Linked DNA regions of Homo sapiens: region 2 is linked to region 1. A link is a loop called in an ENCODE intact Hi-C map of the cell type or tissue named here. Cell type or tissue: IMR-90. All regions are shown on one strand. Each heading gives the region's core, and the rest is flanking DNA. Links, peaks and the distances in the headings are about the cores only.

What was found. Hi-C counts contacts between places; a loop is a spot of excess contacts. Peaks named below come from ENCODE experiments on the same cell type or tissue, not always from the same donor. Only the 100,000 strongest peaks of a DNase experiment are listed, where the experiment ranks them.
Region 2: it touches region 1 in a loop (4-fold over the local background); 6 of 110 quality-filtered maps call a loop at or near these places.

What each region holds. Positions count from the first base shown.
Region 1 is chr5:179,489,473-179,497,533 of GRCh38, reverse strand. LOC124901224 (U4 spliceosomal RNA) reads left to right here and starts at 5,377; the gene lies at 5,377-5,519. RefSeq lists an enhancer at 1,366-1,415. In IMR-90, for the core only: CTCF peaks have their summits at 1,456 and 3,292 (motif pointing right); a DNase peak (open chromatin) is centred at 3,303; H3K27me3 peaks cover 717 bases.
Region 2 is chr5:179,262,887-179,270,947 of GRCh38, reverse strand. All of the region lies in intron 3 of ADAMTS2 (ADAM metallopeptidase with thrombospondin type 1 motif 2), which reads left to right. Among named protein-coding and RNA genes, the nearest start is that of ADAMTS2, 79 kb to the left of the region's middle. RefSeq lists enhancers at 4,789-5,682, 5,683-6,578. In IMR-90, for the core only: a CTCF peak has its summit at 3,683 (motif pointing left); a DNase peak (open chromatin) is centred at 5,147; H3K27ac peaks cover 4,363 bases.

The sequences.
Region 1 (8,061 bases), core at 1,081-6,080:
AACAGGGTAAGATCCTGTCTTTTAAAATAAATAACATACAATAATATAAAATAAATAAAAATTATAATAAAAATGACTGTAGCGAGAACTCTTAAGGAGAGTCAAGAAGATATTGCAAAGAAACAATATGAAAAAACCAATCTCTTTAAGGGTTCTTCTCATTACAGTTTTTTTTTTTCTGATTCTGTCTTGTTTCTTCACTGGCCAACCCCGCTCTGATGCTTAGCTTGGGTCCCTGCCGCTCAAGCTACTATGTCCTTCCCATCAGTGCTGCTCAGTGTAGTCTTGGACCCATGGCATTCTGGCATCCCCTGGGTGCCTGTTGGAAATGCAGATTCTTAGGCCCTGCCCCAGACCTCCTGACTCAAATCTCTGAGGTGGAGCCCAGGACTGCATATGTTCCAGCTCCCCAGGGGATTCTGTTGAGACCCGGCCTCTATTCTCGGTGGCCTGGCTTTTCCTGCTTCTGTTGGGGGTGAGGCCCCTCCAGACTGAGCTGGTCAGGATCTAGGCTCTTGGCAGCCTGCATGAGGCAGGAGGCAAGTCCCTCTCTCGGGGAAGGCAGTGGCAGGTAAGCAATGGCAGGTGAGTCGGCCAACAAGGCCCTTGCCACTGAGCTGTCCTATGGAGAAGCCCCGTGCCTTTTTCTCAGGGCGCTCTGCGGGTGTGCCTGGGGTCGGACTGAGCCCCAGCAATCTCCCTGCATGTCAGTTACTGCTCTTACTTTCACTGTGGTCCCCGTGGGCTTTTTCAAGGCTCTGTCCTGGCCCAGGGAAAGGTGGACCATGAGACCTCACAGCCAGAAAGAAGCAGCAGCCAACTGAGTTTCCGAATGGATTTGAAGAGCTCACAGCAGAGGAGATACCAGTTTGAAAATCAAGATGTGTTTGATTTGCTTTGGCCATCAAGAGACACATCCTGAAGGACTCTGTCTCAACATTTTTCTACATAAAAAAAGAGTGGGGAAGAATGCAGGTTGGTGGGAGCTGGGAGATAAGGTCCACAGGCCAGGAGAGGGCCCCCAGGCTGGGTCGTGTGAGGCAGTGTCCATCTGAGAAGGAAAGTCTGCTGGCTGCAGGGTCCCAGCACCCAGGAGCTAGAGGAGAGGGGGTGGGAGGGAGAGCAGCTACGTGTCCCTGGGTTTCTTGAGCGAGGACTGATAAACCCCAGGGGCACGTGTAGCTGCCACAAAAGCATGCACCTCGAGTGCTTCCCCCTCCTAGCTGGCGGGAGAGGAAGGGACCAGGATGGAGGCGAGCTTGGCAAAGTCTTTCTGGAATCAGCATCCTCCTCCTCCTCCTTCCCAGACTCCGGGCCCCAGGCTCCAAGCACAGTCCATCCCTGCGGAGGACTTCCGTGGATGCTGGTGGGCACAGATGCCAGCCCATCATGTGCTACTCAGGCAGATGCTAGGGAGCCAGGGGCCAGTCATCGTTCTCCCTGATGCCAGGGCACCACTCTGAGGAAAGGGAGAGAAGGACAGGTTGGTCTAAATCCACCTGCAGGATCTGAGTGACCGTACATGGGGCTGGGGGCTGAAATTTTCTGAGAGGGACTGGATTACATTTTCAGAAATTGGAATCAGAAATTAAAACTGTGTTATGAAAAATAATGAGTTACATTTTGCACATGTGATGTTTGAGCCGGATAATTTGTGTTTGCCGCCTTTATACTTGAATGTGAAAGCACCTTGCACAGCACTTGGCATAAAGTCAGTGCCCAGTGATTACTAGTGAATGCCTTCCTAACTGTGTACATGGCCTGAATGCACACGAACACACGATGGAAACAGTCAGGGAGTGGAGAGGGTGTCCTGCTGATTACTAGTGAATGCCTTCCTAACTGTGCGTGGTCTGAATGCACACAAACACAAGATGGAAACAGTCAGGGAGCGGAGATGGTGCCCCGCTGATGCTGTCCTATTATTTTTATTCAGAAGTCTGTTTGCCTTTTTACACATTTTTGATCCTACCATATAAACGATTTTTATAACATTCATGTTATGTTACATTCACATTTATTGCTAATTTTTATAACATTAGTACAAGATGATTGAATTCCTCCTTGGTCAGAAGACCCACGTCTGAATCCTGGATCCACTACTTGTTAGTTGAAGCAAGCAACTGTGCCTCTCAGTCTGTGAAAAGGAGGCAATGCCTAGCTCAGGAGGCTGACAGGATGAAGTCGGAGAGGAATGAATGGAAGTCTCTTGGGACTCAGGCCTGCCTGATACTTTCTGGGCAGCTTAAAATATGTTTTCTGAATGTTAAGGGAAGCACAGAGCAGGCATGCATGCAGATGGGGGTGAAATATTACTTCCATTCTTCCATGTGTGAGTCCTAAACACACACCACCTCCCCCACACACAAACAGACCTACAACACATGCCACACGTAACACAGGCACAGGCACACGCACACGCACCGCAGCAACACACACTGCACGCACACACAACACAGACTGTAACACATACACACGTATACCACCTACCACACTACACAAGGCCCCACATTCACATGATACACATGTACCACATGCACATATATGACCCGCATCACCAACAAACACACGTGCATCATGTGTACACATACACATCATAGGTACACATCACATGCACACATGGCCCACAGGAACACACACATATGCCACATACTGCATGCATGCACATCCACAACACACGCAATACAGGCACATACAAGCCATATGTAGACACTGCGTGCACACACATTTACACCACACTACATGCACACACCATATTCACACATACTTGCACACACACCACTGATACACATACTTCCACACATGTCCGCAGCCTGCATGCACAAACCATATTATGCACACACACCCCATATACTATTAGGTTGGTGCAAAAGTAATCGCAGCTTTTGCCATTACTTTCAATAGCAAAAACTGCGATTACTTTTTTTTTTTGAGACACAGTCTTACTCTGTCGCCCAGGCTGGAGTGCAATGGGGTGATCTCAGCTCACCGCAGCCTCTGCCTCTGGGGTTCAAGTGATTCTCCTGCCTCAGCCTCCCCAGTAGCTGGGATTACAGGTGTGCGCCACCACTCCTGGCTAATTTTTGTATTTTTAGTAGAGACGGGGTTTCACCATGTTGGCCAGGCTGGTCTTGAACTCCTGACCTCAGGTGATCTGCACACCTCGGCTTCCCAAAGTGCTGGGATTACAGGCGTGAGCCACCATGCCCAGACAAAAACCGTGATTACTTTTGCACCAACCTGATACGTGTGCACAGACAAGTTCGGTAAGCAGGCATTGCAATAATTAAAGATGACACGAGGTGGCACCATGACACTTTTACTCAGAAATTTTATTTGCCTATTTTTATACAGTTGTGATTATACTCTATATTAGTAGTTCTCAAAGTGTAGCCAAAACTATTTTCATAATAATGGTAAGATGTGATTTGCCTTTTTTCATTCTTATTCTCCCATGAGTATACAGTGGAATTTTCCAGAGATGCTGTGATGTGTGACATTGTAACAGATTGAAGGCAAAAGCAGATCTGAGAATCAGCTCAGACATCTACCTAGAGATTTGCCAGCGGCAATGCAACTCACTAATTTTGCAGAAGATATTGTTGCTTTCCATACAAAATTATTTATTGTTAACATACAACAATGGGTTTGTTGTTTTTAATTTAAAAAATTGAGCAATTTGAATTCTTTTTAAAGCTTATTTTTAATTGAAAATGAAATTATTTAACGTGTACAACATGATGTTTTGAAATATGTAGACACTGTGGAATCATTACTATTTTAAAATAAGTAAATATTTCAAAACCTCCTCAAATTTAATCTGTATTACAGTAAAATTGATAGATGCAATTCACGTAAAGTTCCTTAGGGTCCACAGGAGATTTTCAGAGTATAAAGCTATCCTGAGAAAGAATATTTAACAATCACTCTTCTATATGTAATCACATGTCCACAAATACTTTTGAGGTTAATCATTTATTTTAAATTTATAAGGAACCAACAAGAACAAAGAAAAGGAAAACACTTGTAATCCTATTGCATGGGGACAAGAGACAATCACGACTGACATTTGCCAGGTTTTCTCCTAGTTGTGTTTCAGAGCATCTGTTTCCAGGTTAGTGTGTTCTGAATACAGGCTCTGTGTCCTACGCTCTGAATATGAGCCCCGCGTCCTAGCCTCTGGGTATAAGCCTTGTGTCCTAGGTTCTGGGTATAAGCCCCGGGTCCTAGGTTCTGCATATAAACCTTGTGTCCTAGGCTCTGGGTATAAGCCTTGCTTCCTAGGCCCTGGGTATAAGCCTAGGGTCCTAGACTCTGGGTATAAGCCCCGGGTTCTAGGCTCTGGGTGTAAGCCCCGCCTCCTAGGCTCTAGGTGTAAGGCCTGGGTCCTAGGCTCTGGGTAGAAGCCCCGGGTCCTAGGCTCTGGATACAAGCCTTGTGTCCTAGGCTCTGGGTATAAACCTTCTGTCCTAGGTTCTGGGTATAAGCCTTGTGTCCTATTCTCTGGTTCTCAGCCCCTTGTCCTAGGCTCTGGGTATAAATCTTGTGTCCTAGACCTTGGGTTAAACCCCATGTCCTAGGCTCCGGGTATAAGCCCTGTGTCCTTTCTGCATATAAGCCTTGTGTTTCCTAGGCTCTGGGTATAAGCCCCATGTCCTAGGCTTTGAGTATAAGCCCCATGTCCTAGGCTCTGGGTATAAACCTTGTGTCCTAGGCTCTGAGTATAAGCCCCACGTCCTTTCTGGGTATAAGCCTTGTGTCCTAGGCTCTGGGTATAAGCCCCATGTCCTAATCCCTGGGTATAAGCCCCGGGTTCTAGGCCCTGAATATAAGTTCTGTGTCCTTTCTGGTTATAAGCCTTGTGTCCTAGTCTCTGGGTATAAGCCCCATGTCCTAGGCCCTGGTTATAAGCCCCGAGTTCCAGGCCCTGGGTGTAAGTTCTGTGTTCTTTCTAGGTATTAGCCTTGTGTCCTAGGCCCTGGGCATAAACCTGTGTCCTAGGCCCTGGGTATATGCCCCAGGTTTTAGGCCGTGGGTATAAGCCCCAAGTCCTAGGCTCTGGATAGAAGCCCTGGGTTCTTGGTCCTGGGTATGAGCCCCATATCCTAGGTCACCAACCAGATTGAGAGCCCAGTCAAAGTTCTTTCTCATGGTGTGTCTAGGACGTCAGAAAACCTAGAGATGTGGCCGGACTCTGAGCCCCCTGAAAAGGGTTCCCAGACCTTTTGTGAGAGGGAGGCTTTGTCTGCCCAGAGCCCACCTAGTCTTGGAGTCTTGGAAGGCTGCCCGGCACCTCAGGTAGGCCTGTTTGCACCTCAGCCTCACCCTGGTCTGGGTATCCACTCCATACAGACATGTTTTTAAAAATTGAGGAATAGCTTTGTGCAGTGGCAGTATCATAGCCAATGAGGTTTATCCGAGGCGTGATTATTGCTAATTGAAAAATTGAGGAATAGTTTAGTAAAACACACAGATCTTAAATATATAATTCAATGGCTTTTTACAAATATCTATCTGTAGCCAACACCCCAATCAAGGCAGAAAACATTGCCACCATTGTAGAAAATTCCCCCCAATCCCTTTACAGTCTACTCAACTTCCCTTGTCCCCTAATCCCCAAGCAGCCACTATTCTGATTTGCATTCCAGAAAAGTAGTTTTTCTGGATTTTTTTTTAACTGACTTTCGCTCTTGTCGCCCAGGCTCGAGTGCAGTGGCGCAATCCTGACTCACTGCAACTTCCACCTCCTAGGTTCAATCAATTCTCCTGCCTCAGCCTCCCAAGTAGCTGGGATTAGAGGCGTGCACCACCACGCCTGACTAATTTTTGTATTTTTAGTAGAGACGGGGTTTCACCATGTTGACCAGGCTGGTCTTGAACTTCTGACCTCGGGTAATCCGCCCACCTCTGCCTCCCAAAGTGCTGGGATTACAGGTGTGAGCCACCGTGCCCAGCCTGGTTTTGAATTTAATAAATCTGTATGACATCCTTTGTATGGCTCCTTCAGTTCAAAACACTGTGTTTTTGTTGTTGTTGTTGTAGAGATGGAGTCTTGATCCATTGCCCAGCCTGCTTTCAAACTCCTGGGCTCAAGCAATCCTCTGCTCTTGGCCTCCCAAGTGTTGGGACTGCAGGTGTGAGTCATCGCACCAGCCAGAGTCCAATCGTGTCTCTAGTGAGAGCAGCCACTTTAATATAAAGGCTCAGGAATTCCTCCTCATGTTTGCTGCAGTGGCACTTGCCCTCTGAGTATCAGTTAGCTATTGTCACACTTATGCTGTGTAACAAACCATCCCCACATCTCAGTGGCAAACAGTAATAATCATTTATTTCTTACTCATGAGTTTGTGGGTTGGCTGGGCAGCTCTGCTCCACATGCCTCTCATCCTCTTCCTGGGACCAGCAGGGGCAGTTTCGTCTCTGGCTGATGGCAGGGCCCTGAGAGACGGCACATCTAACCCCACAAACACATTTCCAGTTTTGCTGTGTCATGCCTGCTGGCATCCCTTTGGCCAAGCCCAAAGTCAAGGGGTGGGAAAGGGAGGCTATGGCGAGGGTGTGAGTGTGGGTGAAAAACTGGGGCGGGTCATTCAATCTATGTTACCAGTTTCCTGACAATGTAAGTTAAGAGAAAGAGCTTTGTGGCTGACGCCTGTAATTCCAGCACTTTGGGAGGCCGAGGTGGGCAGATCACAAGGTCAGGAGATGGAGACCATCCTGGCTAACACGGTGAAGCCCTGTCTCTACTAAAAATACAAAAAATTAGCCAGGCGTGGTGGCGGGCACCTGTAGACCCAGCTACTCGGGAGGCTGAGGCAGGAGAATGGCGTGAACCCGGGAGGCGGAGCTTGCAGTGAGCTGAGATCATGCCACTACACTCCAGCCTGGGCGACAGAGCGAGATTCTGTCTCAAAAAAAAAAAAAAAAGGTAAAACTGGTTTGGTTTGCTAGTCCAATTATTTAGTGAATCAGTCCAGTTTATTAGAAATCCCAATGAGGTTGTTTTCAGAAGTGAGACAGGTCTGACCGGATCATTTGCAGAAAGCTCTGTTCTTGCTTTGGGACAGTCCTGCCCGCACTGGGAATGTGAATTTAATCGCCGTTCTCTCGCCGCTGCTCCTGCCCGCCTGGGACCAATTCCCTACCACACTGAGCTCATTGGAGACTTTAGTTTCATATTTTTAAGACCAGTTTAGTGCATCATCTCTGTCTTTATTTCTCCCTCCAGCACTTACTGTAGTTGATCTCTTTTATTTTCTTAGATTCTTTGGGGGGAGTTTATAGGTGGGATGAACCCATATATGCATGAAAATGTCTTTATTTTGCACCCCCAATTTAAGGCTAGATTGGCTGGGTCTTGGATCCTAGATTACGAATAGTTTTTTCTTTGGAATGTTAGAGAAATTGCTCTACTATCTTTTAGGATTCGGGATTGATGATAAGTCTTGATGTCAAGCTGACTTTCATTCTATTGTGACAACCTATTCTCTCGGTCAGAAAACTATGAGGATTTTCCTTTTTTCCTTGGTATTCCAAAATTTTGCTGCAATGTGCCTAGATTTCTAAAATTCCACTTTACTTTTTTTTTTTTTTTGAGATGGAGTCTTGCTTTGTCATCCAAGCTAGAGTGCAGTGGGGTGATCTCAGATCACTGCAACCTCCGCCTCCTGGCTTCAAGTGATTCTCCTGCCTCAGCCTCCCAAGTAGCTGGGATTACAGGTGCGCCACCATGCCAGGCTAATTCTTGTATTTTTAGTAGATAAGGGGTTTTGCCATGTTGGCCAGGCTGGTCTTGAACTCCTAGCCTCAAGTGACTGTCTCAGCCTCCCGCTTTATTTAATTAATTTATTTTGAGACGGAGTCTCTCTCTGTTGCCCAGGCTGGAGTGCAGTGGTGCAATCTCGGCTCACTGCAAGCTCTGCCTCCTGGGTTCACGCCATTCTCTTGCCTCAGCCTCCCGAGTAGCTGGGGCTACAGGCACCCGCCACCATGCCCGGCTAATTTTTTTTGTATTGTTTTAGTAAACACAGGGTTTCACTGTGTTAGCCAGGATGATCTTGA
Region 2 (8,061 bases), core at 1,712-6,711, 230 kb after region 1:
CCTGGGGCCCAGGCTGTGGATGTGAGCGTGGGCCTGGGGCTATAGGTCTGGATCCCAGAACTTGGGGCTGGGGCCAAGTCCCCTTTGCTTGATGTTCCTGTCTGGTGTCAGCAGACCCTGCATGAGGGGCTCGGGCCTTCAGTGAGCTAGCTCCCACGCCATGCACCTAATCGTTCCCACGTGGCCCTGGGCTGAGATCGACACACTGACTGGAAGGGCACCAGGCCCAGTGAGTGCCGGAGCTGGGTGGAGGGCCCACGGTGACCTCAGGCGTCCAGCTTTCCATCTGCCTGGGCCTTTTCAGGGCCCAGAGTGGCAACTGGGAGATACATAAAAGCTGTGTCCTGTGGCCAGGCATAGTGAGGGGCACAGCCTGCCTGGCACACAACTCCAGGACCTGGGTGCGGGTGTGTGTGTATGTGTGTGTGTGTATAGGGGACCCTTTCTTCCAGTGAATTCTGAGGGAACCCTGATATATCAGTGTGGCCCTGGCAGAAGCTGGCAGGAGGTGCTGGCTGGCAGTTTCTTCCTGCCTCCCCAAAAGCAACGTCTGGAAGTGGGTGTGAAGCACCCTGCTATTTATGTTCTGCCGGGGAAGGTGACACACCTGCCCTGGGTGTCCCAGTGGGGGATGGGCATCTGTCTGGGTGGCAGGATATCCCTGCAGCGTCAGGGGTGCCTCCTTTTCAGGATGTCCTGTTTTCCCCGAGAAGCCCACGGGCTGCTCAGGGTGATCTCGGGGACTCATGGAGCCTCAGGGAATCATTTTCACTAATAGTCTCTGTCATCCAAGATCAGTTGCTGGATTGCAGATTGCCTGGGGGAAACGGATAGAAAATGACGGTTTTAAAGCATTTCACAGACAGGCCAGGGATGAGTGTGTGCACTGGGCAGCTTAGGCAACACCCGGGAGAGGATGTTATTAGGAGGGGCAAGGGGTGAGGGAGCGGGGAGGGTCCTTTTCTCTCCTCCCTGGCCATGCTGGCCTTGGCAGAAGGGTCCTGCTCAGTGCTGCTGGCCTGGGAACCTGGCCAGGACCGGAGGCCGAGCTCTGAGGCTGGGTGGCCTTTTGGGGAGCAGTGGTTGAGGTGTCCCCCCAGGCATTCTGACAGGCATCTCCAATCCCTGTTCTCTGCCCTTCCCAAGGCCAGCTCTGTGTCCAGGGACACTGTGCTGGGGTACAGGGACAGGGCACCCTGTGGCATTGTCCTCTCTGGTGTGTGTGCATCTCATCCTGTGTGGGACTGTTGAGGAGGGAGTCCTCACGGAGCTTGAAACAATAGGAACATTGATATGGTTTGTCTCTGTGTCTCCACCTGAATCTCATCTTGTAGCTCCCATAATTCCCATGTGTTATGGGAGGGACCCAGTGAGAGATGATTGAATCATGGGGGTGGGTCTTTCCCATGCTGTTCTCATGATGGTGAGTGGGTCTCACGAGATCTGAGGGTTTTAAAAACGGGAGTTGCCCTGCACAAGCTCTCTCTCTCTCGGCTGCTGCCATGTGAGACGTGCCTTTCATCTTCTGCCATGATTGTGAGGCCTCCCCAGCCATGTGGAACTGTAAGTCCAATAAACCTCTTTCTTTTGTAAGTTGCCCAGTCTCGGGTATGTCTTTATCAGCATTGTGAAAACGGACTAATACAAATGCCTCTCTCACAGCTCTGTGGGCCAGAAGTCTGAAATGAATCTCACTGAGCCAAGATCAAGGGTGGACAGGGCTGTGCTCCCTCCAGAGGCTCCAGGGGAGAATCTGTTTCTGGCCCATCCCCGCTCCTGGGGGCTGCCAGCCTCCCTTGGCTTGTGGCTGCATCATGCCAATCTCTGCCCCCGGGTCATGTCGCCCCCTCCTCTTCTGACGTGTCCCTGTGCTTCCCTCTTGCAAGGATGCCTTGATTACATTTAGGACTCACCCGAGTAATCCAGGACAGGCTTCTCATCTCAAGAGCCTTACTGCAAGCACATCTGCAAAGCCCTTTCTTCCCATAGAAGGTACCCGTCTCAGGTTGCAGGGATCAGGATCCAGCATCTTTGGGGGCACCATGCAGCCAGCTACAGGATGTGAATGGCCCTCACGTACAAGGCTGGCCACGCAGTGCACAGCACACCCGGGAGGCGCCCGTCTGGGTCACGCGGAGGAGCAGCACTGTAGGCTTCACTTAGGCCTCCCCAGGGCATATAGCCCAGAGGCACAGCCCAGGCAGGCCCTGGTCCTGCTGCCTCCCTCACTGGACCCTCCACCCTGTCGTGTGGGAGCTCTTCCCTGCATGTCTAAGTGCCAGTCTCAGCCTGGCAGTCCTCCCCCACCGCCCGCGTTAAGGGACCTGGAGCGGCTGACTCCAAGACCACGTGCACAGAGAAGCCAACCCTGTGCTGACACTGAGGGCCTGTCTTAGCTTCCCAGAGACTGACCTTGGGACTCTGTGAAGGTTGCCACACAGTGAGAAAGACCCCGAGTCACGTGTTGAGCATGTGGTCTCTGTTTCAGACACACAGTGCCATTTGCAGAAAGACAAGAGCTGCAAACTCAGAGCCTGCAGGGCCTGGCAGGCAATGCCAACAAGGACAGCAGTGGAGGAAAAAAAGATAATTGCACCCACCCTTGGCCTGGCTTTCATTTCTCTCCTTTTGATGGAAACGTGGAGACCAAGAATACATCTCCACTAAAAAGAAACAGCAGTGGGAATGCAGCCACACGTGGTGTCCAGCCCTGGCCTTGCCATGGGCACAGGGCGTCTGGGAGGCCCTGCAAGGAGGGACAGACCCTCCTCAACTCCCTTGACCTCAATTTGGTAGAAGTTGGGTCTGGTGCAGCTGAACATCCTATCAAGAAAATCCAGACATCAGACTTTTTATGTGAACTTTCCTGATGTTAAAATGTGGCTTAAAATTTCTGGAATGAGAGGATGAACTGAGAAGGCTCCAGGAATCCAGCCACGGCGCTGAGCTCAGTGAGTCGGCAACAGCTGGCTTGGCAGGGCCCAGGCCGACCCGGGTACGAGAGACAGCCCCTATCACCATGCGAAAGGACCAGGCCTCAGGGGTCTGGGGAGTCACTCAGGAAGTGCCTGGTTGGAGACACAGAGACAGGTCCTGGCACAAGGACGCTGGCCAGGTCCAGGGCTCAGCCAGCAAATCCAGACAAAGCCCTCTTTCCACAGAAGCCTCCACATCAGCTCTCTGCCTCCAGCCCTGGGCCCTGCACACCCAGTGGGAGCTGTCATGCCTGGGGTCCCCTCCCGTGCTCACTATATAGACCAAACAAAACACGGTCCCCCATTGGCTACCCATGCTTTCTGTGATGCAGAGGTAGAAGCATCTTCTGCCCTCCTCTGTGGGCTGCTCTCCTGGGGCTCGCCCCGGCCTGGCCTTGGGACAGAGGAGGGGCAGGTGCTTCCCATCCTGGGGAACTGCTACCAGGCTGCTGTGCACACACCCTGCTGGGCTGAAGGAAGAGAAGTCAGACAGCAACGTGCCAGTGACCTTGGCTGCCTCCACCCCAGACACCGCCGGTGCCAAGCCTCTGCCTGCTGCTGTCAGGCTGCAGCATCCTCCCTGACGGGCAGACGAGGCACGCCACCACGGGAGCCTCTCAGCCTCGCTGCACCAAGGAAGGCCCTCCAGGAGACAGAGGACAAGCGCCGGCACTGGGCAGCTCCTCCATGTGGCTGAGCGTGGCTGCCACCTGCAGCCCACAGCCAGCCCTTCCCCACCAGGCCAGGAAGAGCCCCTCCTGACCCACAGTCTCCACCCTGTGACTTTGCCTTGAGTTGGGTAGGAGTTTTCCAGGCCGCAGGGGATCCTGGGGGAAGAGTGGGCGGCGGGGGTGGGGGCGGACCTCAGGCATGACAGTTCCCCCTGGGTGTGCAGAGCCCAGGGCTGGAGGCAGAGAGCTGTGGGGCAGCCTCCATGGAAGCAGCAGCCTTGAATGACCCAAGGTGGGGATGGCGCCCTCCAGTCTCACAAAGAGTTGAGTGTTTCAGCAAGCTCGTACTGGTTGCAGTGTGAGGGAGGCTGGTGGGGGAGGCTGGAGCAATGGCACAGGAGAGAGAGAGGAGCTCTGTTCTGTCAGACCACAGGACTGGGGAGCAGGCGAGACTCATCCATTCAGTGGCGAGCAGATAGCCAGCCCCACTGACACAGCGGATGTGAGGCTTGGCCCAGGTGGGGGCTGGGGGGCCCAGGATGGGGCAGGAGGGCCGTGTGCTTTGTTGGGGGGTGCCAATTTGCTGAATGCCAGGTCAGAGAGCCTTTCTGCCCTGTAGCTGTCGACGTCCATCTCAGCTTCCTGTGGCTGCTGTACCAGGTTACCCACACCTTAATGGCTTAAAACAGCACACCTGCATTCCTCACAGTTCGGGAGCTCAGAACTCTGAAATAGGATTTTAGGGGCTAAGATCAAGGTGCTGGCAGGGCTGGTTCCTTCGGGAGGCCCCAGGGCAGAATCCATTCCTGGCCCCTCCCAGCTCCTGGGGGCTGTTGGCGTTCCTTGGCTTGTGGCAACATTGCTGCAGTCTCTGCCTCCCTGGTCACGTGGCTTCTCCTCTTCTATAGCCAGCTCTCCCTCTTAGAAGGACACTTGTGATAACATTTAGGGCCCGCTGGGACCATCCAGGTTACTTTCCCCATCTCAAGACCCCTGATTTAAACACATTTGCAAAGTCTCTTCTGCCATATAAGGTAATGCTCACGAGTTTTGGGGGATTAGGACATGGACGTCCGGGGGTCATGATTCAGCTGACATGTCTAAGTGTTGAACCTTGGGTCCTAAGGGAGAATGGAGAGAGGGCTTTGGCTGGATTTGCAGGGTGAGCCCTGGACCTGGCCAGCGTCTTGTGCCCAGACCTGTCTCTGTGTCTCCAACCGGGCACTTCCCAAGTGACTCCCCAGACCCCTGAGGCCAGGGCCTCTGGCGTGGTGATAGGTGCTCTCTCTCATACCCTGGTCAGCCTGGGCCCTGCCAAGCCACTGTTGCCGACTCACTGAGTTCAGCGCCTCGGCGCTGGATCCCTGGAGTCTTCTCAGCTCATCCTCTCTTTCCACCCTGGAGCTGAGCCTGCAGCCCAGGCCCCGGGAAACCCAGGGAGAAGCACTGATTGTGAAACCCGAGGCGGCTCCGGGAGGCGTGCTTCAGGGCTGAGCGCACCCTTGGCAGACGCCGCGGCGCTCCTGTCCTCGTGCAGACCGGGCCCTTGGGATGGCTGTTGGAGATGCCAGCGCGGTGATGTGGCCCACGCGGAAGGGGTGGGCGGGGGCCGGCGCTGGGAAAGCCGAGGCTGCACATTCTCCGAGGCTGGAGTTGCCTGGGGTCAGCCGGGGAGAGCAGGAGGGGCCAGCTCCCGGGCCTGGCTGGCTCTCTGGCTGGAGTCTGCTGCTCAGAGCGCTGCCCTGTGGGTGCTTCCCACCCCCTGGGCTGTGAAGGCAGAAGCGAGGCTTGCAGCCCCAGCGAGGGCTGGGCCCCCCTTATTCCACAGTGGAGACGTGCCAGGGTGTGCTCCCCCTCCACGGCGTCTGGGCCTGGCACTCCGCCTGACAGCCCCCACGTGCGCAGCAACTCCCCTGTGCCTCCGACATAAATTTAGTCCCTGAGTCTCAGGCTTGCCCTTCCCCCGCCACCTCTCCCCTCCCGACATGGTTTCTGGTTCAGGGGTGGAGCCGACCAGGTAAATGTGGCTGGCAAGGGCCTGGATCTTTGGTGGAGCACCGTGGGCAGGTGACAAGCCTGACCCGGAGGATGGTGGCCTTGGCCCTGGCTTGGCTGCAGCCCCAACTCGAGTGCAGGGGACAGTTCTGGAAGACCGGCCAGTGGTTCTGAGGAGCTGCATTAGGGCTGCTCCCACAGATGCTTCCAGCACTAGGTGGGTGAGTGGGGTGGGCAGCGGGCAGTTTGGTGCAGGGTTCAGTGTGCTCAGCCCCACCCGGCATGCTGCTGTTGGTGCAGGGGTCAGTGTGCTCAGCCCCGCCCGGCATGCTGCTGTTGGTGCAGGGGTCAGCGCTGGTGCAGGGGTCAGCGCGCTCAGCTCCGCCCAGCATGCTGCTGTTGGTGCAGGGGTCAGTGTGCTCAGCTCCACCCGACATGCTGTTGTTCTGGCTCACTAAGGGGCCCAGAGCAGCTCACCCAGCCCCTCAGGATCTCAGAACCTGGGTGCTGAGATCTCCACTGTACCTGGGTGCAGTGGCACAGGGGCTGCTGGAATTACGCAGGGCACAGGGCGCCTGCCCAGTGCTCACTGCGACACTTGCTCTCCGTCCCCTTTCCCTCCTCTGCCTCGCCATCTTCCACAGACACAGTGAATTGATACTTTCTTTCCTTCCCTTGGATCTGTGTTGGGAATGTCCTCCAAAGAGCTTTTCGGGTTTTGCACAAGGTAACAGTCCCTGGCATGCAGACAGTACACGGCTCAGGGGTGAAGCTGTGATCTGCTCACGGGGGCATCTGGCGTTTGATCAGCAACTGTGGGCTGGGCATGCCCCCTCTTTTCAGGTCCCCAGCATGGCAGAGGCAGGCTTCTGGGAGAGAGGCATGTGTCCAGGGCATCTTTTCATGTCTGTGACATCTGTGCCTTGGATGTAGGAGCCTGCTGGCTGGGGTGAAGTTTGGGCAAGGAGCAGTGGGACCTGCTTGGGACCCAGGTGAGGCTTCCTTCATGCCCTGGCTGCCCCATGGATGACGGTGAAAGAGACATGGGCACCCTGCATAATGGGGACAAAGGGACTGCATCCCATAGTGGGTCCCTAGACAGAGGCCTCTTGGGGATAGAGAGGGGTGGGGCGACAGGTGAGAGGCGTTGGGTACCAGCATCAGGGCTGCAGAGGCAGCTGTAGGGACATCTGAAGGGGACAGGAAGCTCTTCCCCAGCAGCAGCGAGGACAGGCCTGGCTCAGAAACTGCATTTGGGTCCGAGGTCCAAACTCTGCCAGTTTGTGCCAGCCGGAGGCCTCTGACCACAGGCCCCATCTCCTCTCAGAATTCTCTGCAGGTTGGCAGACACTTCAGCCAGCTCCAAGCCTGAAATATTTTCTATAAAAATTTCCAATTTTCTTTGACCCGTTTCTCTTTGAAATTAATCCTAGGCAGCGCTGTGCTCTGGGCCCTGAAGGAGCTCTGAGCGGGGAAAGGTCGCGCAGTCAGATGGGCGTGCTGGCGTCTGTCTTCTCTCTCTCCTGCTCTCTGGCTTCATTTTTCTCTCCTTCTGTCTCACCTTCTTTCGTGTGCCTGTGCACACACACGTTTGGGACAAGGGCTGGATTCTTCGGCTGGGATGTCTCTCAGAGCTCTTGACTTGGTCCCTTTGGCTGGGGCTTGCCGTGAGGTGTGGGCTGCGCCACGAGCACAGCTGGTAGAGAACCCGGCCAGGAGCGCAGCTCACGCCTCCCACGCCTCCCATCCCAAACTGTCGGCACACCCAGAGAGAGCCTGCAGGACAGGACAGGAGGTGACCTGGGCACTGGGCCTGTGTGGAGAGGTGGCTGGTGCGCTGGTCTGGTTGGGAAAAGGCCGGGCACCTGAATGCCATGCGGGTTCATTAATGCTCAATAATAATGCTGCTCCCCAAATCATGGGGGAATAATGCTGCTCCCCAAATCATGGGGGAATAATGCTGCTCCCCAAATCATGGGGGAATAATACTGCTCCCCAAATCATGGGGGAATAATGCTGCTCCCCAAATCATGGGGGAATAATGCTGCTCCCCAAATCATGGGGGAATAATGCTGCTCCCCAAATCATGGGGGAATAATGCTGCTCCCCAAATCATGGGGGAATAATGCTGCTCCCCAAATCATGGGGGAATAATGCTGCTCCCCAAATCATGGGGGAATAATGCTGCTCCCCAAATCATGGGGGAATAATGCTGCTCCCCAAATCATGGGGGAATAATGCTGCTCCCCAAATCATGGGGGAATAATACTGCTCCCCAAATCATGGGGGAATAATACTGCTCCCCAAATCATGGGGGAATAATAGCATTAGCAGCTCTACTGCTTAGGGGGAGACTGAGGCTCAGAGAGGGCACCTTGCCTGCTGCCACAAGTGTATTTTCCTGCATTCACTCGTCACGT